Regions from separate parts of the Homo sapiens genome. Here region 2 is linked to region 1. A link is an interaction called in ENCODE POLR2A ChIA-PET data of the cell type or tissue named here. Cell type or tissue: Panc1. All regions are shown on one strand.

The links. ChIA-PET counts read pairs that join two places held together with the same protein. Peaks named below come from ENCODE experiments on the same cell type or tissue, not always from the same donor. Only the 100,000 strongest peaks of a DNase experiment are listed, where the experiment ranks them.
Region 2: POLR2A ChIA-PET joins it to region 1 with 11 read pairs; 2 of 35 experiments call an interaction of 5 or more read pairs at or near these places.

The regions. Positions count from the first base shown.
Region 1 is chr11:132,278,455-132,286,454 of GRCh38, reverse strand. The region is part of intron 4 of NTM (neurotrimin); the gene reads right to left. It overlaps NTM-IT (NTM intronic transcript), which reads right to left and starts at 2,153. Exons shown (of 3, transcript NR_046820.1): 1 at 2,097-2,153; 2 at 1,374-1,689. RefSeq lists enhancers at 1,009-1,577, 1,578-2,147. In Panc1, CTCF peaks have their summits at 6,873 and 7,076; a DNase peak (open chromatin) is centred at 7,087; H3K27me3 peaks cover 394 bases.
Region 2 is chr11:132,403,744-132,411,743 of GRCh38, reverse strand. No RefSeq gene overlaps it. Among named protein-coding and RNA genes, the nearest start is that of NTM-IT, 120 kb to the right of the region's middle. In Panc1, no CTCF peak of the experiment used is centred here; no DNase peak of the experiment used is centred here.

The DNA of each region.
Region 1 (8,000 bases):
GTGTTACTCCTAAATCTCCTTCCTTTGAATCTTTCAATCCTTCATTCAGGTCCTCTTCCAAGAAAGGGCCAGAAACACAATCCCATTTGAAAAGAACTACTATTTTTAAACTGTTCTCCTGAGATGAAGTGCAGAGTGGCAGCCTGCTGTAACAGACAGAAATAGCCTGCACTGCCATAGGCCAGACTCGTTTATGTTTTAGCTTGAATGAGTCTCTTATTTTATGTTCCTGATAAAATGAGGGGGATATAATATCGACTGTGAAGTTTATAGATCAGTTTAAATATTTTAAATATATGGATGCATTCTGTAAATTGTACTCCACTGTGTGGATATTAGAAGTTATTATTTCACAGAAACCAGAGACTCAAACTAAAGGTACTGATGATCAAATGTCAGCCAGCAGCCAAGCCAAGTGCTTGGGGTGATAGGTCTTCCTTGCAGATGGAAGCTCTTAGTTTGCAGGTGCCCACTGACTCTGCAAACCGAGGAAGCCAGTCCTGAGCTGAACTCCATTTTTCTCATGATGCAGCCAGGATAAGCTAGAGTGGCTACATTAGCAAGATTCCCATCTACAAGAGGCTGGACTGTGCCTTGAATTGTAAAGATCCTGGTGGAGTGAGACTCATCTGTCAAGGCTAGGAGAGGCAGACAGTCTAAGGGACAGCGACTGGCAGTAAATATGGCCAGAGCAGAGTCGGGGAAGATTGATGTCCTACCTGAGAAAAGGGGAGTGATGCAAAGAATAAATGATCTCTTGTGTGTCCTTTGGTCCTAAGAGCTAAACTCATATTGCCAATTTGATGCCTGGGGAACCGCTGTGAATATAACTCATGGAGAAAAAGTGATAAGTGTAATGGGTGGTGCCCGAGACATAGCAAGTCCAGGTGCACCGATGCCCCAATCTGGGTGCTCCTGAACAGCAGGGAGTGTGCCTCAGGCTGTCGAGGGGTGGCTGTGACAGTGAGAGTAGCAGTGCCATCTCAGTCAGGTCCACGAAGGAGGACACTTAGAAAAACAGAGTTGGTCAGAGCTGGGAGCATTTCATTCCTCCTTCTTCAAGATGTGCATGACAATTAACAACAACAAAAAGGTGAGAAGAGAGAGGTACAAAGGGAGCTCAGAGCAGAGGCTGCCCATAGTCCTGTGACCACAGGGTGGAGAGGAAGGCTGGTGGGCATGAGAACCAGGTAGGATGGCTCCCAGTCAATGTTAATGTGAAGCCACAGAGGGCAAGGCAGGGGTCCAGGCCTCTGAGGGGCAGATGGGCTGAGAGAGCACTACTGAGGATGCCCCTTGAGAGAGGGGGAGTCCAGGTGGGAAGACGTGGGTAGCAGGGAAGCCTAGGCTGGGAAGGTCTGAGTGGACAGCACCTGCAGGCAGCGTCACTTTGCTCCTCACACTGCTCTTTCTGCTGCATCTCAGGGTCCCATGAGCACAGTCCCAGAGTGACCCTTCCTGCTCCTGCTCATGCTTCCCCAGGTGGATGAGCTCCCACCTCTCTTGGAGCTGTGCTTTCCTCATCCTGTTGCTGTGGCAAACACACCAGCACACATTCCTAAGTCACGCATGCATCCGCAGCGGCTCAGCCTCGTGGCTGTGCAGCAGTCGCAGTGCTGGGCATCTGAGGCGGGTCTCCATGAGGCAGGAGTAGAAACCCTGGCCGGCCCCGCCTTCTCCCCAAGGCCACTGTCGGGGAAGAGTCAGGTGGGGTTTACAATGTGACAGTTGGAGGAGGCAGAGGAGAGGGACTGACCAGTTGTTATGGGCTGATTTATGCTCCCACCCCAAATCCGTAAGTTGAAGTCCCAACCGCCAGTATCACAGTGTGAGGGCATTTGGAAGCAGGGTCCCAGTATCACAGTGTGAGGGCATTTGGAAGCAGGGTCCCAGTATCACAGTGTGGGGGCATTTGGAAGCAGGGTCCCAGTATCGCAGTGTGAGGGCATTTGGAAGCAGGGTCCCTAAGTAGGTCATGCAGTTAAACTGAGGTCACTGGGGGAGACCCAATCTAATGGGACTGGTGTCCTTAGGAGAAGAGATCAGGACACAGAGATGCAGAGGGAAGACATGTGAAAACACAGGGAGAAGGCGACCTTCTACATGCCAAGGAGAGAGGCCCTCCCAGAAATCAACCAGGCCGACTGTTTTAGCTCAGACTTCTGGCCTCCAAATTTGTAAGACAATGCATTGCTGTTGTTGAAGCCCTCCAGGCTGTGGTACTTTGTTACCTCAGCGCTAGCAACCAGTAGAGTGGGTGTCCAGGGGAAAGCCCAGAATAGGGAGGGGGCTCACCTTGGAGGGTTTGCTGTGCGCCAGCTCTTTCCCATACCTCATTTCATTTTAATCCCCACAAAATCATCCTCTAGGGATCCTGGGGCTGAGGCCCCAGGGGCTGGGACAGTCCTTTGGAAGTGGTGGGGCTTTCTACAAGCACTGGGCATTGCCTCAGAGGGAGGAAGGAAGGGAGAGGGAGAAGCCCAAGAGGAGGAGAGGAGGCCAGGAAAAGGGCGGGATGGAGGGAATCACTGAGATAGAGCCCCTGGGGTGATGACAGCACAGGCACTCCCATGGGGCCTGGGCAAGAGCTTAGTGTCTCCTCTGCAGACACGGTTACTGGTAGGACATTTCCACTTTCCCTCTAAAGCCCCCCATTGAACAGGAGGGCACATTTCAGACTTGCCCATCTTAGCCTCCCCTCCTATCCCTCTTCGCTAAAAGCATTCTCAGTCCCTGAGCCTAACTTAGAACAGGGTGCTATGAAGTACCGCCTAGAGGTGGAAGCAACTGCAGAGAGAACTGGATGCTTCTTTTCTTTCATTCATCATTTAGGAATATAACCATGATGCAAATATTTTTTTAAGATGCCAATTTTTTCATCCAAATTGTTATTCAAGCATAAATAGGCATCACATTTTGCACATCATCCCGAGCTCCTTGATCTCTGATCGCTGTCCTAATTGTCTTACTTGACAAAGACGATGAGGCACCAAACCCTGCACTAGAACAATGAATCTGTGCTTCTCCAAGAGGTGGTGCTAATTATCTTGAGCCACTCCCTTAGAACTATTGGGCTGGCTAAAGTAGGTTATGATTTTACCAACTTGGAAAAAATTAAGAATTTGCCAGATGTTTAGCTTTTACACCATATGACAGAAATTGCCCCTGTTGACCCGGAGCGGTGGCTCATGCCTATAATCCCAGCACTTTAGGAGGCTGAGGCAGGTGGATCACGATGTTAAGAGATTGAGACCATCCTGGCCAACATGGTGAAACCCTATCTCTACTAAAAATACAAAAATTAGGTGGGCATGGTGGCACGTGCCTGTAGTCCCAGCTACTCAGGAGGCTGAGGCAGGAGAATCGCTTGAACCCAGGAGGCGAAGGTTGCAGTGAGCCAAAATCATGCCACTGCACTTTGGCATGGAGACAGAGCGAGACTCTGTCTCAAATAAAAAAAAAAAAAAAAAAAAAAAAAGGAATAAAGGAATTTCCCGTTTCATTTCTTCCAAGTACATTAAATTATATGAACACATGTTGATAAAGTTGTTTAACCTGTATCTATTACAAAGCTTAATTAAAATGGCATATATTATATAAACACACATATCACTTGGAGTTAAGAAGTTAAGTTAATGCCTATTAATAGGCATTCATAGATTGTAAGAAGATTTTGTGTAGATTATGTTTCTCTCTTAAACAGGCTAAATATTCAATTTATCACTTTACCTGTCCTAATGTTTTCTAAATCATCTTCCTCTTTCTACTCTTGACACAAAGGAAAAACTTATTCCAACTGAGTTGAAACATCCCACATTTTTAATTAATTAATCTGGTTGGAATTAATGATGTTTCACTGTTTGGGCAATGAGATATTTTTTGGAAAACATGAGCTTTTCAAGACACAAGCTACTCGGGGAGCGTATTTCTGTTCAGAGTTGTTGTAGACAAAAATCTGCTATTTGAGGAGGGGGCTGGGACTGTCATCTGAAAGCTCCTAATGATCAGCATTATACATCACAATAAAAAATGTGTCTTTGTGTAAACTTGGAAACCAGAACAATTTATAGCTATTTCAAGTTACCCACTGGCTTCCAGACACAAGCTATTCCCTAAAGAGCTCTAGCTCAGCTGCTCTGGTGACAAGAGAATTTCTGAGGAATATTTCATGAAGATTTTTAAAAATGTTTACAACAATGCAAATATTGATGTCTCAGCCCAGTCAATACGGCAATTTATTGTCCTTCAATGTAAACATTGAGCCAGGCTCCCTATTGGTCAATATCTACACTCAGGTAAATAAATCTTTATACTGACTTCAGCAGATGTCAATAGCTACTTATTCCAGATAAGTAAAAGTAAAAACAGGAAGCATTATTTATTTTTTGAGGTAAAATAGCAACTAGTTACATAAAGGCCTGGCAGCATTTCTGAAATATCAATACGTAGTTGCTTTTGGCAATGAAACATAACAATATGATAAGATGTGGGCTTAAAGCTCACAGGTTGAAAGTTTGGAAGCAGAAATTAATAAAAATAAATTTTATCTATGTTATTAATATCACAATACTTTTTTTGAGATTGAAAGCATTCCAAGATTTCTTGTTCTTTTTATCATGTGTGAAGTCAATTTTTGATAGTACTCATAACTGTGAGAATTCACAAGGCTATATTCCTGAACGCTTCCTAGATGATGCAATTAACCCTTATTCCAAATCTAAAAGAAGAATATGTCTGTGCTTGACCCATGTATGATGTGAAAGCTTACTGTCTGGTCATGCTTTGGGCTGCACATATTGTGCTTTGGAATCAAGCTTCAAGGACAATTTCTGGGCATCAGACTTCTGTATTTTTAGATATCTATTCTTACAGACTGGGGTTCTGTAAATGAAAGAAGGTTCTCCCACAGTCATTGGGCAGTGGGTGGACAAGGAACCCAATCATCTATTAAAATGATTTGAAGATGAACAAATGTTTCTGTGTATTTGCATCTGAATTGTGAAAAACATATACGTATATGCATATACTTGTATATATTGAACTCTTTCGGAGGCACACTGAGCTTTTGTGGGCACAGAATTGATTACCTAGACACTGTCAGATATTTACTTAAAAATAATAATATATTAAGAAAAGTATCAATGTTACTTCCCTGTGAGAAAACTCCTGAAACCTTCAGGCTTGTGATTATGCTCCACTAATTGGTGTGTGGACTCACTGGGCTAACAGAAAATTTAGCTAATCAAAACGCAGCCATGCTCTGAAGACCCACTGGTCACACCCAAGGTCATTCCTTTAAAGCTGTTAGAAGAATTTAGTTACTGAAGGAGTGATGCTCCATGTTGATGTGGCACTTTCAAAGCAGCATATGCCAAATAAAATTAAATGAACATTTATGCTCATTATAAAAATGTCTACAATGCAATGGGGGCTGGAAAAAGAAAATGAGGTTTTAAAAAAGATCAAAGCTGCTAATAGTGAGAGAATGTTATTTGCCTCAAGTGTGATTTTCCTCCAGAGGTTTCTTAGCCAATGACTGCCCTGTGGGCAATGACTGTTGAATCTGAGGAACAGCTAGCTATAGGTGGCTTTGAAATCTGGGGTGGGGTTTACAGAACCACAAACAAATGAAAGCTATCCCTACAATTCACAATAAGAAGACTATCAGAGGCCAGGGGTGGTGACTCAGGCCTGTAATCCCAGCGCTTTGGGAGGCCGAGGTGGGCAGATCACCTGAGGTCAGCCATTCCAGACCAGCCTGGCCAACATGGTGAAACCCTGTCTCTACTAAAAATACAAAAATCAGCTGGGTGTGGTGGCATGCACCTGTAATCCCAGTTACTTGGGAGGCTGAGACAGGAGAATCGCTTGAACCTGGGAGGTGGAGGTTGCAGTGAGCCAAGAACATGCCACTGCACTCCAGCCTGGGTGCCAGGGCGTGACTCCATCTCAAAAAAAAAAAAAAAAAAAAAAAAAAAAGAAGAGAGTATCAGGACAGTGTGGTGAGGCCAGGAGATGTCTCCAGTAGACTCGGAGGGTGCTGAGACTAAGTTCACCCGAAAACTAAAGAGCTGGTGCACCCTAGGCGAGCAAACTGCATGTTTCTGCTGGAGTGTCCTGTACTTTCACCATGTTACATTACTATTTCGGGTGGGGGATACTGATGTCAACACAGCCTTCAAGATAAATCCAAGGAACTTTGCTAGCAAACCTCAAATTTATTTTCTGGCATTAGGCAAACTAGTAAATCACAATCCCTGCCCTATATGTACAGAAGGATTTCTCTGATGACCTCGGTTGAGATCCATCAAGGGGAATTTTCTCTCATCAACTGTTTAACAACAATTACTGAGCACCAATGATAGTCCAGAGATGACTTAAAAATTCAACGCTGATGTTCTGAACATGTACCATGAGCTGGAGACAGACTATCAATGAAGTCCTGTTTACCATGGCGGTCTGTTTCAACAACAGTAACCGGCATATAGTAGGAGTTATTGGTCATTATTTGTTGAATGAATTAATAAATGGATGATTACTGAGGCAGTCCTCACCATTAAGAGATGGACAGCCCACAGAGAGTTCTGTGATACAATTATTATAACACGATGTGAATCTTTATATGGAAGGTATGCAAAGGAAATGCAGAGTGTTAAGTCCACAAATCTACAGAGATCTTGTGTGTGTTAATTTTGGTGGGTATGGGCATGTGTGTGGGTGGAGAAGGTGAGTTATTAGGGAAATATTAATAGAAGAGGTAGCACTTAAGCTGAGATTTTTAAAGGCTAAATATAAACAAAGGCCTGGAAGATCAATGGCGGAAAGGATTCCAGGCAGGTGGAATAGCCTGTGCAAAAAATCAGAGGCATGAAGACATATGGTTTTAAGTATTTATACATAATTGTTTGAGCCTGGGATTTAACGTGCAGTAGTGGAAGTTCTGGTGAGCATTAAGTGCGAACATGTGGGCTGGCATCTAAACATGACAAGCAAAAGGACTGTAGGATACTCCTGAGAATCTTGGATGATCATCTGCAAGATTGGAGCGAGAGTCACATGAACAGATCTCTGTGATAAACAGTGCCCTCTAGCAGCAGAATGGAGGAGGAAGCAGAGGCCAAGTCTAAAGACAAATGGATTCATGAGAGAAATAGCACAATGATTCCAGTAAGAGATAATATGTGCCTCAGGTAGGCAGTGGCTGTGGAAATGGACAGAATGTAATATATTAAAAGGAAATTTAGAAGAATTAATTGATGGGACTTGGATATTAATTGAAAAGATAGCTGGAATAAAAAGAAGGCATCTAAAATAACTTACAAGTCTCTGTTTGGGGCCAGCAGATAGCTGTGGTATTCTCTGTGATAAGCAGAACAGGAAGACTATCAGGGGCAGACAGAAGAAACACCATGTTGCATTCCATTTGGATGATCTAAGTTTAATGTGACTGTAAGATATTCAAAAGGGGACGTCTTGTGGATATTTGGATTTGGCTCTCAGGAGTGAAGACTGAGCTGTACAGATCTGCTTGTTACATGTTTATTGCAGCTACATATTGGTGTAAGTTATAGCTGCGGGGTTGAATGAAATACAAGGAGAGGAGCGTAGAGTGAACAAAGAAAGGATCTGTATCAGAGCCACCCTGGAGATTACTGACATTTAAGCAGTAAAGAGAGAGAGAGAGAGAGAGAGAGAGAGAGAGAGAGAGAGAAGCCCAAATGAAGGTTAAGAAAGACATTCCAAAGGAGGAGAACTGTAAAGCAGCATTACGAAGCTAAGACAGAATGTGTTTTCCAAAGATCTCTGGATGGTGTCTCCATACCACACTGACTTTGACAGTCCTCCCACTGAGAGGTGGAGAATATGACCCTGCACCCTTGCATTCCACTTGTGTCTCTTGTGTCTGGGTGGGGCTGCAATGTAGTTTCTGCCTGTGTTCTAGAAACCCAGCCACCTTGCTAGGAGGAAGCCCAAGCAAGGCTATGCACAAAGACTACTTG
Region 2 (8,000 bases), 130 kb before region 1:
TGCAAAGTAAACATTTGTGTTTTTTTTCTCTTGTTCTTCTCTCAGCCTTCTTTTATGTCCTCACTTTCCTGAGTTGTTTGAAGATATAATTCAAATGTGTTGAAAATTCAACTTCATTGAAAAAATTAAAAATTGTAATTTATATGTAATTTCTTTGTTGAAATTCAAAGAGGAGAAACACATTTCTGAGTCTTGGATTATTCAAGAACACAAGGTTGGAAAGGCATCAATAAGGTTTTGGTAGAATTCCAAAGGAGTGTTGAAGCAATAGAGTAGAACTAAATTTTTAATCTAAGAAACAGGTATCAGATAGCCAAGTTATGACAGGTACTGAGGATTCAAATTGAGAGACAGAGTGTATATCTTCCAGAAAGTCCTAGCCCAGATTTCACAGCACAGCACATGGTAGTTTTTAATCAAGGGCTTGAGGAGCCCAGTAGAAGCCACTTAACCCAGACAGGAGGGCTGAAGGCACTCTTCCAGAAGATGAGAGGTCTCACCTGAGCCTTCAGGAAGCGGAAGGACCTAGCCAGGGAAAGGGAGAGGGAGAGGAGCAAGTGACTGTGGACAGAGGGACATCGTCAAAGAGCACATAGAGGCACGAGAGAAGCACAGCATGGTCAGGAAACTGTAAGTATAGATTACCCCATGAGGGGTGCAGGCAGAGGTGCATGGCAGGAGACGAGGTCTAGACCCTAAAAACCTCTATGGGGAATGCTGATATACTGGGACTTGTCCTGAAAAAAATAAGGAAGATGTTGAAGGATTTAATAAAAAGAGCGGCTAAATTGGTCTTGCAGTGTAGAAAGATCAGCCAGGCAGCAACAGGGACTAACTGGGCATCGGTCACACTGGCAAGGGGAAAACATGTTAGGAGTCATTGAAATAATTCAGGTGAGAAATGGTAAGAAGGAATTAGAAAAAACAGGCAAGTTGGGATGATTTTTCAGGGGTAGTTTTGATGGGAGGGCCTGGAGGTATGGGGTGATGGAGGATGTAGAATATGGGGAATACACAAGGTTTCAAATTCAGCCAACTGGACGGAAGATGGTACCATCCTACGATTCTCAAAACTTAAAAGAATGATGAGGTTCCATCCAATTTTTGATATATCCAGTTTTAAGTATCTGTAGAACCTCCAGGTGGAGACATTTAAGCACCATCAGCATTTTCCTAAGTCATCTAATTATATCCACTGCCATGCACAAGGGATGCCTGATTTCCTTTCTCTGCCTCTCACTTTAATTCCAGAGGAACTCTGGCTTCTTGGATCATCCATCTGCAATTCATTTATCATCCTCCATTTCCTCTGTATCCTGATTTTGTCTTAAAAAGGTACTGGTTTTCTCTTTTCTTTTTTTTTAACTGCTTGTTGTGATAGAAGAGTAGAGAGCAGTTCTCTGATTAGGCAGTAAAGAAGTAACAGATGCTTTAAATGGGGAAGGGGGAAACTGGCACAGCTGTCCCACTGCCTAGATGAAGTTTGGCTCTTCCTGGGCCTCATACAAAGGGCCAAGCCATTATTCACTGGGTTCTGTGAGAATAGCTGACCACTGAGCGTCTTCGAATGAGGGTGGAGTTTTCTCCCAATTTGCCTGTAATATTACAGTGATGCAAGTTCTCTTTGTATTTTCATCACATAGTTTGATGCTCACTTGCTTGCTAACAAATTCCAGAAAGGTTTTTAAGCTTTCAAACCTCATCAGAGAGCTTACCTCTGATTAAGAGTGATGCATTTCATTTGAATGACTTAAGGATTGAAATATACATTAAGCTTGTTCCTTTTTTTTTTTCAATGATCCCAGAGAGGTTCTCCTAAAACTAGAGGAGGCTGAATCTCAGTAGGAAGCCACAGTGTCTGACTGCATCCAGGTGGCCCTGTCAGCTCACATCCAGTACAGAGCCATGTGAATTGGGTCTATTTGTGTTGCTCAGGAGGCAAGACAGCACAGTCTTTCAGGTCAGGGAGAACCAAGTTGAAATTCTGATTCTGCCACGTACTGGCTGTGTTCCTATAAGCTTATGAAATAATCTCCTACAGTTTCAGTCTACTCATCTACCACATAGAGCTGGGAGAGAACTACCCTGTGACATTGCTATGAGGTGTATAAGAGAAAGAGTAATAGGAAAATCCCTGCACAGCTTCTTGCCTGTAGATGCTTGGCATTCAGTGGTAGACAATCAGTAACTTCTTTCCTCATTCTCTTCACAGTCTTCTGCCTCTTTCAAGCCACCCCACACCTACCACTTATGATTGTCTAGAAGGCATCGTGTAAGGGCTGGTTTCAATTACATATCACATTACCAGATTTATGGTTGGGATTCCATGAAATAAAATATGTAGTGTGCCTAACAAGGTGCCCAGCTTCTAAATGCTTAATCATATCCAATTTCCTTTCCTCCATTCTCTGCAGCCATTTGAGCATAAGCGAACCAGGTACAAATGCATAGAGGATGCCTGTAAGTTCTCTGCTGCCCAGACCCTGAAGGTGTACAGGTGCTTTCTGGGAAAGCACCTGTATACCTGAGAACATAGGCAGCCTGGGGCTCTGCCCATGAAGCCTATCTCTTTTGCTCTCAATCTTGTTTCCTGTGTGGTGGATTTGCAAGGATGGTTGCTCTGGTTACAAGACCAAACCACTTCAGTTTCTGTCTCTTTGTCACTAAAGGTCTCGGGGGAATCAGCTTATTAGAGAAATAGTCACTGCATAGTTGAATCAGCTAGGACCATACAAGGACTCACTGGAAGTCCTCAGACACAAAGCTGCCAATTCTCCTCTTGAGGCACACAGAGGCTCAGTTTCAGTGCCATGGCAGTGTGGACAGCCCCATTTGTGATTTCTCTCTGTTTCCTATTACCCACCTTGTGTGATGGTGGCCCCAGTGCTGAGTCAGTCTGCTTGCTGGGATGTTTCCACTTTGGTGTAAATTTCTAGTTGAGTTTGTCTCAAAACTCCCCATTGTCCCTGCCTGGCTCTTTCCTCTACTCACCTCTGTTCCATGGGCAGCTTCAGCACTTTTCAACCTACCCCATTCCTCCTCTTAGTTATTTCCTACCTTAAGAAATTTGAAACTGCTAAGGAAGAGAGTGAGACAAGAAGTGAAAGGCACCATGCAGGCGAAGAATTCTGCCTTGTGAAGATGAGTTTTGTTGTAGTGCACGGGGAGTCTGCAGGTGAATCTTCTCTCTCTGCAGACCCACTCCTGTTCCTGTACAGCAACCTCAGGACAATAGTGATACATGTGCAGGGAGCAGAGGCTGGTGAGGGAGCTGAGCAAGGATGGAAAGCTGTTAACATTTGTGTATTTATGGAAATCACGTGAGAAGTTCAGGCTGTCATGTGTCCTAGTTCATATAATATTCAAAGCAATCTTGGGAATAATGTGTTATCCCCACTGAAGCTCCAAGGCCCACTGTTGAAGACTAGCAGGGGTGGGGTTCCAAGGCAAGTCCATCAAATTTCCAACTACGTGCCCTTTCCAGTTACACGCCAGGTTGTCTCCATGCTTCAGGGTTCACCCCGTGTTCCAAAAAACACTGGGATTTCTTTAACGAACACAAGAGAAAGTCACTTCAGGCTCTTGCATGACTGCCTTATTTGTGAGCTTCCAGAAAGCTCACAAAGTGGGAAGGGTGTCTGTCTCTTGGAAGAAAAGAGTTTCCATCTCTTGGAAGAAAGGAGGGCAGGGGTTCCTATATCTTGAAAGAAAACAACATCAACTTTCTAGGCAATCTCCTGGCTGGATTCAAAGGCCAGGTGCAGAAAATGACTGTGCTCTTCAGCACTGACCCTGTCCACCTTCCCACTGGGGAATGAACCACTGGGGCTATAGGCTCACCTGAGACTGACCTTAACTCAAGGATGGGTCTCAGAGCCTCAGGGAAGCAACAGACAAAAGAATCTTGCAGTCCTAAAGAGAACTGAGGAGATAAGAGAATTAATTTTAGACTCAAAGTTCACAATGGAGTATCATACGAGTAAGAAGAAATCTTTGCTTTTTTCTTTTAGTTGGGACAAACAACAGGGGCTGACAAAAATCACAGCCTGGGAAGAGAGATTATGAACTGTAAAATATTGACTTGATTCAGTTAAATATGACTCCACTTATATGGATTCTAAATATAAATATATAGGTCTACTTAAAATCATCTACCCACCCATCTCTTTATCTCTCTACCTTTCTATCTGTCTCATTTTTCCTGTCACCCTCCATGACAATGAGCACAATAGCAGGAGGTAGTTTGTATGTTTGCTGTTTTCTCAATATCTACGACAGTGCCTGGCACAGGGTGGGCATCGGTATCCACGGAATGAACGAATCCATGGCTTTTGAGCTGAGGAAGAACATAATCAAAATGGTCCTTTGAGCTGAGGCCTTGCAGAGATGTACTGGATAGAGCGAAAGGGGGAAGCTAGCCCCAGTAGGCAGGGAAGGGGAGGCGGGGGAGCTATGTGTGGCCCGTGTTTGTGGTCATGAGCATCTGATGTAGGAGGTGGCCAAGGCTGGGAGGGATCATACAGACATGAAAGATATTGAGAAGGGAGGATCGATGGTATTTGTCTACTTATTTTGTCTGAAAGGAAGTGGCCTGAGTAGAGCAAGTAATTTCTTTTCATCGTGCTTTTGTTTGTTCATTTGTTTGTTGTTTCCTCTGGAATAGTGATACTAATCTTATATTTTTATAACCAGTCGTGTTTGCAAGAAGCTTGGGTTTCACTGCTCATATTTTTCAGGCAAAGCACCTGCCACACAGAGGCCAATGCTTTGTCCTGGTCTGACACCTAGTTAGAGGCAGATGAGAGCTGCTGTCCGGGTTCCCTGGCTACTCATGTATTCCTGGTCCCCTTTCCTCTCCTGGCCAGCCTCTGTTCCCAAGCAAGAAATTCTGTCCTTGCACCTTCCCTCCTGCTCTGGGGCAGTCAAGTTCCCACCTCATCAGTGTACATTTCCTCTTCCCCAACAAGCCCTGCGACCCCCAAAAGGGAAACCTGACCTAGTTCCCACCAGCTTACACTGCACCCTTGTACCTCACCTAAGAAAGACTACACAGGGCTGAGTGTGGTGGCTCACACCTGTAATCTCAGCACTTTGGGAGGCCGAGTGGGGGGATCATTTGAGGTCAGGAGTTCGAGACCAGCCTGGCCAATGTGGTGAAACCCTGTCTCTACCAAAAATATAAAAATTAGCCAGGAATGGTGGCAGGCACCTGCAGTAGTCCCAGCTACTCGGGAGGCTGAGGCTGGAGAATCACTTGAACCCAGGAGGCGGAGGTTGCAGTGAGCCGAGATTGCACTACTGCACTCCAAGCTGGGTGACAGCAAAACTCTGTCAGAAAGAAAGAAAGAAAGAGAGAGAGAGAGAGAAAGAAAGAGAGACAGAGAGAGAGAAAGAGAGAAAGAGAGAAAGAAAGAAAGAAAGAGAGAGAGACTGCACGACTAACTCAACCAGGAGGTGGCTTATATCCAGTGGATTCCCAGTGCCACAGCCTCCTTTCCCTGAGCATCTGCTTTGTGCCAGCACCACACTCAGCCTGGTAAAGAATGGAGTGGCATAAAATGTGGTCCCTGCCTCTGGGAGTATAGGATAGAATTGGAAGGACAACACACACGTGTGACACACACCACACACACACACACACGCACAAATTTGCATGACTAAAACCTGAAATGGTGAGTAGTCTTTAGAGGTCACTCCCACTGCTGGAAACTTGGGGGGGGTGATTACATCACAAAGACTACTTTGCTCAAATGCCCTCCTTTGCCTAAACACACACCTCCCCACCAGTGCAGCTCAGGGAAGGCTACCTGGAGGAGCAAAGCTGAGAAAGAGGGCAAGTTCCCCTCCCTCCCCTACCCAGCCTGACCAGTTGTTCCCAGGATCCATTGTTCTCCCTCCATAAACAATAAACAGCACTCAGGGGAGGGAGGGCCCAACACCGGGGTGGGTGGGCGCCCAGCTGCCGTCCTCTGTGCCACATCAGTAAACAGCAACACAACAATCAACTGGGCCTTTTTGATGAAGACAAAACCATAGAGGAAAACCATTAGAAGAGGTAATAAAGGCCCTTCTTATACAGTTAATAGAGAGCCTCCTGGATGGAACAAGACCAGCTGTTGCTACTGAAAATTTACTTCTGTTTTCAAGTTCAAATAGAGACTAAAACATTATCTTCACGGGAATTGATTTTACGTCTTCCAAACACATATGCCACCTTAATTGTGATTTGTGTGATAGTTCAGCTGCTGAAAGCTTTCGTTTATCTCTACCTGGTTAAACAACTTTAAATAATAACAAGTCAATATATCTGTTTATTGACCAGGGTTCTTCTCATCCCCAGAGCACACTGTTGAAGAAGAAGGTACTTAACCCTTTGTTTCCCTAGCCCTGCCACATATCTCATTTTTCACATTCTCAATGGGGAGATATAATTGTTTAAAAAATGGAATGAAGCCGGGTGGCATGGCTTACACTTGTAATTCCAGCTATTTGGGAGGCTAAGGCAGGAGGATTGCTCGGGGCCAGGAGTTCAAGACCAGTCTAGGCAACATAGTGAGACCCCATCTCTACAAAAAATTAAAAACTAACACCCCTGTGTTCCTGACTACTCAGAAGGTTGAGGCAGGAGGATCACTTGAGCCCAGGAGTCAGAAGCTGCGGTGAGCTAGGACTGGGCCACTGCACTCCATCATGGGTGACAGAATGAGACCCTGTCTCAAAAATAAACATAAAAAAATAAAGAATAAGGACATATAGGGCCTTCTGTGATGTGCTTTCTCATGGTGGGTTTGGGCTTTTTTAGCCTTAATGCATTCCTTAAAAGATTTTTTTAAGCGATTTTTGTCAAACTCCTTGGCTAAACTAAACTAAAAGTAAAATGGAAACTGAATTTCCTCATTCATTTTACTTAGAGAAAGTGTTTTTGGACTGAGATTGAGAAATGAGTATTAAAGATGGCAGCTTGTTTTAGAAGACCTACATAAACAAACAAACATGGCCTTTCAATAGTGTTTCTTCTAAGGTATGCCTCTTCTCTAGAAGGGCTTGATGTCCTATGAAGTGAGGTGGGGAGGAGGGGAAAAGCGAGTTTCTTTTTTTGGTGTGAACTTAAGCCTAGAATACTTCAAATAGTGAAATTTTGTTGGTAATGATGGTGATAGGGTAAAGTTTGGCTTTTTCTTGGTTTTTGTTTTTGCGGGACTCCATCATGGATCACCCAATAGGAAGCCAAGAATGAAGCAGACTGGGAATGCGAGAGCTCTTGTAGCCAATGCCCAGCCCTGCAAATCTGCCAGGGAAGCAGAACAGAGCCAAGTGGAAGTAGTGTCCTACTGGGCAGGGTTGGGCGTCTCTCCCTTATCCAGTGGGGTCTGCTCCTTGGAGTCAAGGGTCTGTCATGCATCCGAGGGTTTGGGGTCTATCTCTCCTCAGGATGACCCAATGTTCAGATGGCAAGGAGAAGGCACTGCCCACAGCCCCAGCTCTCCATGTGACCACCTACCACAAGAGTACCTCCCTGCAGTGTCGGCTTGGCTTATGAACCACAAGCACACAGGGAGGGGTGCGGATGGGGAATCTCCCACCTGCATCTGGTCTGCTGGGTAAAATCCAACTGGTGTCAGTGCAGTCCAAGTCACCGGGAGACATGCAGTTTGTGCTTCTGGGAGGAAGAAAGGGAAATACAAACAGTGCACACCATTCTCTGTTAACTGCCCTGGGAATGAAGAGGTGAGGCAGGCTGTATACCACAGCAGGTGTACATCAGGTGTACAGTTCGGGATCCATTCATTTGTTAGGAGTGTTTTCTAGTTTTCACTAAGTACTTGAAAGCTTGGCTTCCCGTTACTACCATCCCAATTCAGGCCTCCATTTAAAATGCACAGCCCCCCATGTTCTCACTTTCCTTTCTCCCTCCCACTTCTCCCAGTGAGCTCTATAGCTGCAGAGTAAATAATACTGTTAATAATAGCAGTACTTATAACTGACAGATTGCTTATAAA